3 separate regions of the Homo sapiens genome follow, and regions 2 and 3 are each linked to region 1. A link is a contact called in ENCODE Hi-C or POLR2A ChIA-PET data. All regions are on one chromosome and are shown on one strand. The core of a region is the stretch at or near the end of the contact, and the rest is flanking DNA. Distances in the headings are between cores, read along the strand shown. Region 1 has its middle 91 kb from the start of LINC01765. Region 2 has its middle 96 kb from the start of VANGL1. Region 3 has its middle 120 kb from the start of NGF.

Evidence for each region. A loop is a pair of places that touch in the nucleus more often than their neighbours do. ChIA-PET counts read pairs that join two places held with the same protein, here RNA polymerase II (POLR2A). Pooled maps may share reads with other maps.
Region 2: a map of PC-9 shows a loop between it and region 1 (11-fold over the local background). The contact joins two enhancer-like sites. A Hi-C loop is called at or near these places in 1 of 168 maps with a recorded cell type or tissue (PC-9) and 2 of 50 pooled maps. POLR2A ChIA-PET finds 5 or more read pairs at or near these places in 2 of 52 experiments (H1 and endothelial cell of umbilical vein).
Region 3: a pooled map shows a loop between it and region 1 (2.1-fold over the local background). The contact joins two enhancer-like sites. A Hi-C loop is called at or near these places in 2 of 168 maps with a recorded cell type or tissue (PC-9 and gastrocnemius medialis) and 4 of 50 pooled maps. POLR2A ChIA-PET finds 5 or more read pairs at or near these places in 4 of 52 experiments (MCF 10A, PC-3, PC-9 and 1 more).

The regions. Positions count from the first base shown.
Region 1 is chr1:115,188,917-115,191,579 of GRCh38, reverse strand. No RefSeq gene overlaps it. Among named protein-coding and RNA genes, the nearest start is that of LINC01765, 91 kb to the right of the region's middle. Within about 2 kb of position 1,364, at least 7 of the 41 ENCODE cell types and tissues checked have a DNase peak (open chromatin) inside an H3K27ac peak, as active enhancers do; they include PC-3 and PC-9, where a contact is called at or near this core.
Region 2 is chr1:115,544,839-115,547,501 of GRCh38, reverse strand. No RefSeq gene overlaps it. Among named protein-coding and RNA genes, the nearest start is that of VANGL1, 96 kb to the left of the region's middle. RefSeq lists an enhancer at 809-1,696. Within about 2 kb of position 1,306, at least 16 of the 41 ENCODE cell types and tissues checked have a DNase peak (open chromatin) inside an H3K27ac peak, as active enhancers do; they include PC-9, where a contact is called at or near this core.
Region 3 is chr1:115,455,518-115,458,180 of GRCh38, reverse strand. No RefSeq gene overlaps it. Among named protein-coding and RNA genes, the nearest start is that of NGF, 120 kb to the right of the region's middle. Within about 2 kb of position 1,310, at least 6 of the 41 ENCODE cell types and tissues checked have a DNase peak (open chromatin) inside an H3K27ac peak, as active enhancers do; they include PC-3, where a contact is called at or near this core.

The sequences.
Region 1 (2,663 bases), core at 115-2,614:
AAGAGGTCAGAGGTCCTTGGTCAGTTCCTTGGGAAATGAATTTCATATGAGATTCAGGAGAGGAAGGAAAATTGTTGAAAATGTTTAAAGCTAACAGTTTGTGCACTCAAATGGTGTCAAACCACAAGACCCTGGAGCCCTAACACATTAATGAAAGCCTCAGCCCCAAACTCATTTACACAGAAATTAATTACTGTTCCAGCCAGACTCACAGAAGCAAGGGGTAGCAGGGAAGCCATGTGCTTTTCAAAAGTGAAGGACTTAGAGACTGCTGGAGGATTGTGGTTTTTCCAGGAATGGGATGGATTGAAATAGATTTGTGAAAAAGAAAGAAAGAAAAGAAAACATTTTCAACCCTCCTTCATAGCTCCCACATACCAACCAAACATGCAAAGAAATGAAGGAAGGATGCCTCTTCTGCCACCAGGAGACCTTTTCCCTCCTTAAGGTGCAAGCTCTCGCAGTATATACACTTTCTGCACCCTTGGTCCCCAGCCCTTCTCATCAAGACCACAGCATATGGGCTACACTTCAGAATTAGACTTGGGGAGTGTTTACTTGCTACACTTGTGAGGTGGAGACTGGAGCCACATGGAAGGCACATGCAGGAAATGCGCTGTAATAATCTTATGTTTATAATTCTGGGAGAAGGATGGCAGAGTCAAGGATGGGATTGATCAGGTTCCAAACCTATTTCCTGGAGTCAGATTTAAAAGAGAGATGTTAAGGGCAAAATCTCTAATGGCATGGGTACGTTGCAACAAGCAGCAAGTTTATTTCTATCAGTGTTTGTACAGATTTTTTAAATCTGTTGCTTTTTTCTCACATGTACCAGCCCATCCCTGCCAAAGCTTACAGAACTCTGAAAACTGCCTCTTGTAATATATTCTTATGAAGTTCAGAAAACTGACTTTCTAAGGGTTCACTTAGAGGACAACAGCCCCCTTTTGCTGTAATGCTGCTATGGCTTTTTGTTGTTGTTGAGATTGTAAGCATTGCCATCTGAAAATCTTGTATATTTTCATGGATGTTAACCATTTCTCCAATCATAGTCCAGTTTCTAAATTCCTCTCTGAAATAAACCAAAGCTTAGAATGGATCTGTTCCCATTCCCCAGCAGACCCATCCAAGGAGACGTTTTCAGGCCTGAGCTGGCTGCTCCCCTAGAGTTGCCTCTGAATCACTGTTCCTCCTTGTCTCCGTCAATTAGGATGTGAGGTTTTATAGCTCTTGCTGGGAAGTAGATTTCCTAGGCTCCCTAGCATAGCATTTAAATTTAGTTACATGACTCAGATAGGAAAGCCATGAGGGAATGCAGAAAGGCAGGTGAGCTGGAAAACTAACTGTAAGGATGACTAAGGGTAATTCCTACCCTCTGTATGGCACTGTACAGATTATAAAATGATTCTGCACACAGTATCTCATTCGACTTCAAGCACTCAATGATGTCGGAATTTAACTTTTTTAGAATGAGGAAGTTGAGGCTTAGTTTGCAGACACATCTCACTTAAGGTCACACATACAATTCATGGTGGAGCCAAGAATTGGTGAAGTTCTTCAGGTAACACATCCCTGCCCGCTCTGTCCATGACTCATTACTTTTAGACAGCAGCAAGTTATTCCAGACACCAGAGATGTTTTCATTTAAGTTACTTAGTCAAACCTTGAATATGTAAGGCATATATAATCACAAATTAACATGCCTCTTTTACCTAACACATTTCTTTTTAAAAATTTTTAAATTTTATTTCTAAATTTTGATTGATTATTTATTACTTATTTATTTATTTATTTATTTTGAGACTGGATTATGAGACTGGCAAATTTTTGTATTTTTGGTAGAGACCAGGTTTCACCATGTTGCCAAGGCTGGTCTTGAACTCCTGGGCTCAAGCGATCCACCTCAGCCTCCCAAAATGTTGAGATTACAGGTGTGAGCCACTGTGCCCGGCCTGCCTCACATATTTCTAAGCCCTTTCCTTCATGCCCTTTTGATGGTGCTTAAGTGAAAGAATTTCAATGTTCACCTCAAATGAATATAATGAGAGGAAAATGTAAAACTTCAACCAAATATTTATTGAAGGCCTACTACGTAAGAAAAAACTTGATACCTACTCTCCAGAAGTTTATATTGTTTGAAGAGAAAAGGTATAGATTGTTGAGAGTTAGATAGCAACACAAGGTAACAAAACAAGATCTGTCTGTTGTCAAAGCCATGAGACGCATACTGGGCTGGAGGAAACCATGAGAATCTGTGGAGAATTAAAAACATGGGCAAGCCCTGGGCAGTGACTCCCAAGCTTCCCTGAAGATAAGAGTCACCAGGAGCACTTAAAGGTATGGATTCCCCGAGTTTGATCCAGGCCTCTAGAATTTCCAGGAAAAAAGCCTGGTAAACCGTGTATTTAACCTCTGCCCCCGCTGACTCTTATCTCAGGAAGGGCTAGGAAGCAGGGGGCACCATGAGTCTGCTCCAGAGGCTGAGACATTTCAGCTGTTAGAGGGGGAGGGGAGAGGAAGAAAAATGTGGTGGGAGAGATCAAGAGAGGTGCAACTAAACTAAGACAAATCCCAAAAGATTTAATCCCAAAATAAGAGCAGGGCCATCAAGACTTCAGCAGGCTGCAGGACAGATAGAGGGAGGAAAGCTTCCAGGAAAGAGA
Region 2 (2,663 bases), core at 57-2,556, 360 kb before region 1:
AAGGAAGCTAAGTGGGTATCTAGACATTGACATCTCCTGAAGGGCCAAGGCAGATGGCAATGCCCCAGCCAGCTTAGTGTCCTGAGGCACTAAGGGGAGTGATGGCCCCAATGTTCCTTTGGGAAATCTGCAAAAATGTAATTCTGATCTTTCAGTCTCAGAACCAGCACATGAGTTGGGAGGGCAGGGTGGGAATGGAGGGTGAAAGATGAGGGGGAGAGGGAGCAGGGCCTCAGCTTACTCATCCACTCACTCTTCATTCATTCATTCATTCATTCAGTACAATGTGAAGGTGTGTATTCTGGAGTCAGGCACAACTTCATTAAGATCTAAGGCCTACAGCTTGAGAGCTCTATGAACTTGGGCAAGTTACTTAGTCTGTTTAGACCTCAGTTTCCTCCTGTGATAAAAGGAAGTCCCTGACTCATAGAAGTATAATGAGGACTAAAATTCACCGCCTAGTAACATAATAACACCACTGGGTCTGGCAGGTAATGGGTGACCAACCAACATATGCTACAATTGTTGCTGTGTCTTTCAATAACCAGGTGACCAGCTCTGTGCTAGTTGCTCAGTGCATGAAGACGGTGGACTTGGAGACACAATTTTACCCTCCACTTGTGGAATGACACCTTGCCAAACTTTTTTTCCAGGCCTATATTTTTCTTCCCTTCTATTTTTCTTCCCACTTTCCCATATACAGAAAAGTTCATGAATGAAACAGAGAAAAGAAGACCTATGGTCAGAGAAGAGATGAGAAAATAGAAAACTTCTAGCATTCTATTTGTACCTGGCACACAGTAGGCACTTGATGATTGAATAAATAATGTGCTCCCAGGGACCAAATTTTCAGGAGAATGAACACTTTTACCTAATTTTCTTGGTGTTTTCATTAAAATGAAGTCACTCATTTGGAATTCAGGGGTTGTAGACTGATGGCTAATGGATCAGTTCTGGCCTAGCAACATGTTTTGTTTGATCTGCAAAGTATTTTAAAAATGGGAAAATGTCACATAAAAACCCATGTTTCTGGCTTCTACTGGAAAATGAGAAAATCTGGCAACCCTGGGCCTGCATTCCCCCACAGGAATGGTCAGAGGGATTGAGGGAAAGGCTGCCCGCATTCCATGGGACTTTCCCTCCCTATGGCCTTGGGCACCACTGCCCTCTAGTGTATTACAGCCTCCTGTGGCTAGGGCACTTCCTCCTGCGTATGTATTCCAAGCAAGGCAGTTTCACTGGGTTGTTTTGGTCATCTTGTGAGGGATCGCAGGTGAGGAATGTGGAGCAGGGAGGCCTCCTGGCACAGCCCTTTCTCAGCCCCACACTCACTCCCAGCCCTGTGCTCCTTCCCGGGGGCCTCTCTGCTTGGGCTTTGAGCCTGGATGACTGACTGAGATTTCACTTTCCATCCAGATATGTTGGCCCCATGTCAACACCGCTGACACCACCCTTCCTTTATGATTACTCCCCTTCTGGGCAACAAGAAAATGATTGAATGACAATTATTGTGGCATCTGATACAGGGGTAATTTCCCTCTGGTTAGCAAACCACATGATGGAACATAACTGCAGATTCTTCGCATACCTTCACCATGACTGAGAGTGATCCCACAGCCACGGCTTTACTGATTCTGAGATCAGAGCATTCAAAGCGAAGACAGAGGGTGCATCACCCTCCCGTAGTGCTGTGGCCTTCAAGCTTGCCCTGTCTTTTTGTTATCAATGATCAGTAGTACACTTTTATTTATTTTTTTCTTAAATGAACTCCAAAGAGACCTGATGAAACTAGAGCTTACCTTGGTCCTATATCCTCGGATCCCAGGAGGCCCAGAGAGCCCAGAGAGCCCAGATGGAAAAACAGTTGCCTCGTCTCTTTTACAAAAGGGGGCCTGAAGAGGGAACGAGACTTCTCCAGGCTCACGGAGGGAGTGAGGGGCACGGGGCACTCAGAGCGGTCTCATTCCAGGTCTGACGCCTTTCGCCTGTGCCTGCTGTCCTGAGTGATAGTCCCAGAGTAGCACCAACAGCCGGACCTCTGGCCTGTGGCTCCTGTGGAGCAGATACAGGCTTCACTTTGCAACATTTGAGCCAGGTCCCTGTTTGGCTGAGTGACAGCACTTTGGCAACCATCACTCTGAATTTCTGGTTTCTGGGTCTGTCAAGCCTGCTTTCTGCTGTCTCCACGGGGCAAGCAGCCTCCTCAATGGCTCCCGGGGATCCTGCCGCCTTTGCATTCCCCTCCAACACTGTCCCAGGGTTGGTCTGTGTCCTCACACGGCAGAGAGAGGAAACAAGCTCTCTTGGGGAGATATTACTTCCACTCAAGCGGGCTGTGCCCTCATGACTTCATCTTATCCTAATCACCTCCCAGAGACCCTGCCTCCTGCTATCGTCACATTAAGGGGCAGGGTTTCAAAATGTGAATTTGGGGGGACACAAGCATTCAGACCATAACAGGCATCCTTAGGAAAAATTCGAAATACAAGCAAAAATTTAAATGTTTGTCTTCCTACAGCTAAAATATGATTCTGAGGACATTAAGGGAAAGTTGGAATTAATCTGTGTTGTTTACAAACATCAGAATTAACCAAACCATTGTGTGTATAAAATACCTGCCTCCCACCACACATACACATAACGTTTATCAGGGGTTTTTTTTT
Region 3 (2,663 bases), core at 61-2,560, 270 kb before region 1:
CAGGAGTCCAATCTCTGGCCTGGGACAGAGAGCAAGGAGGGGATGCAGCTAGGGTAGGCACCAATGAGCTCAGGGGGCTGAGAAAGGTGACTTTGGAACACCTATTCATAAGCCCATCCTGTGCTTCTCTTCTGTTTCTTTTTGTTCATACCCCTCTCCCAATCTTTTTTTTTTTTTTTTTTCTGACACAGGGTCTTTCTCTGTTGCCCAGGCTGCAGTACAGTGGTGTAACCATGGCTCACTGCCAGCCTGGACCTCTTGGGTTCAAGTGATCCTCCTGCCTCAGCCTTCTGTGTAACTGGGACTACAGGCATGTGTAACCACGCCTGGCTAATTTTTAAATTTTTTGTAGAGAGGGGGTCTCAGGGCCTTGCTATGCTGCCAGGCTGGTCTTGAACTTCTGGGCTCAAGCAATTCTGCCTCAGCCTCCCGAAGTGCTGGAATTACAAATGTAAGCCATTGCACCAGGCCCTTCTTTTTCCTTGACATCTATGATGCTCAAGGCTGAGTGCTGTTTAGCCAGCAGGACCATTTTAGCTTAGGTTGTTAGCCCCTCCTTCAACATGGCTTTGAGTTATAATGTTTACCAGTGTTATCTTAAATACATTTTATATTAAATTGCTTTCTTTTAGAGAACAAACAGGGTATCACTTAGAAATAACAAACACTAAAGAATTTGCTAGTTGCCCAGCTCTCCCCCCTTCTTGGCTCACTGCCCAGCTCCTCTCTTGAGCCTATGAATTACGCTCCCCACTGACGGTGAGTTCCTCAGGGAAGGTGGAGGCCATGTTCACTCATCTCTGTGTCTCAGAGTGCTTGAAACAGTGTCTTGCATATGGCAGGGCCTCAGAAAATGCTTGTTAAATATATAAAAGCAAATGAATAATAGCTTGTTGTAACAGAAATCCAGAAAGCGGAGCTAAGTCCAATGTGCCTTCACCCACCTGTAATCCAAATCCATTCTCTGATAACAATGGCTGTGAACCCCCTCTTAAGCTATATGGAGAGTCAGTGAAGAACATAAACGATCTAGGTTACCTACATCACCTCCCCTTCCCCTCTCTTGGTGGAATTTCTTCCCTTCCTTCTTAGGGTTAACAAGGCTAATTTGGAAGATACATTCCATGCAAGACTCAATAAGTTATTTATAATTTCCACAGTAAAACAGGGCAAGTAGCTCTAAGTAGACAATAACCCCAGCCAGTCGTGGCAAGAGATGAGTGAAATGAGGCCTGGTTTGAATGTGTGTGTGTTGAGGGGCGGGAGGGTTGGCTCTGAGCCCTGCTCCTCAGTGTCCTGGCTCACTGTGGGAAAGAGGCATGTAGGCACAGTCCAGAGTTAATGACAGTCCGCTCAGTGGCCCTTCCCACCCCCTTGTCCTGCCCTGGGCTTTTGATTATGATCTGCAGTTGGATTTCAACTGGAACAAACCCCTAGCATGAGCAGCCTAAAGCCTTTCACCCATGTCTAAGCCGCTCGCATTTCTCCCATCTGATCCTCACGTTTGCTTTGTGTGCCTGGTATGGCATTAATGTCTGAGGGATGAGTCGTCACAGGGACTCACTCCTCTTTAAAAATGGAACTTGGAGTAATTCGAACAAGAGGTATGGGGTAATAAATGCCTGTGCTGGGCCAAGCATTGGGGCTTGGCACTGGGTATGCCGAGATGAGTTAGTCCACCCCCTGCCCTGCGTGTGTCCATGGCCAACTCACACGCTGTGACCGAGTGACAAATGCTGATGTGGGTGGAGAGGCTTCCCTGAGGAGGTGGCATAGGGCAGCATTCTGAAGGTTGTTGTGGATTCTGCCCAGAGGAGCAGGAAAGGAGGACCCTGTAGGGAAGGTGCATGTCGAGATTGGCGAGGTATAAGCAGTTTTCCAGGAAATGGTGACCTACTGAGGACTACTGTTCAGCCAGAGACGCCCGGTAGTGACCCATCCACTGGCACTGCTGCTCAGCATGGTCTGGGGCCTGATTATACCAGAATCCTCTGGAGTGCTTGTTAGAAAAGTAGATTCTAGGTGTTGAGACCCTCTGCCACAGGCTTACACCTATTCCCAGCCTCATCCCTGCTTGGCCAGGGACTAAGTGACATACTGGGGCTGTGGACCTGAGAAATGCCATTGGCTGTACAGAGCAGGACTCATTGTCATCACGTCCTCCCCAAACTGCATGAGTAAAACTCAAAGGAAATGTATATCACGGTCACAAGTGCTCAGGACGTGACTCTGGGACTGTTGCCTTAGCCCACTGGTCTTGGCACAGTGAGAAACTGAAGTCCTCTCAATCAGCCTGATGATCTGAAAGTTTGTGATTAGCAAGGTACAGATCAGTTATTCCCAGCCTCCTTCTTGGGAAATTTGACAAGTTAATCTAGAATATCTAGATCTGTGCTGTCTAACATGGCAGCCACTAGTTTACATGAGGCTATTTAAATAGAACATTGTCGTCATCACAGAAAGTTCTACTGAATAGTGCTCAAGAGAAAATAAATTCTATGCTTAAAAGTGTGACTCAGGAATTTGACATTGGTTCTCCTGTGTGTGCTGAAGAGATGGGACAAATGTCAGCCCCAAACGACAAAGCTCAAGGTTTGTGTGTCAAATACCTAGACAGCCAGTCCATCTGGTTAGTCAGTTTGGTGGAGGAAAAGAAATTAAAC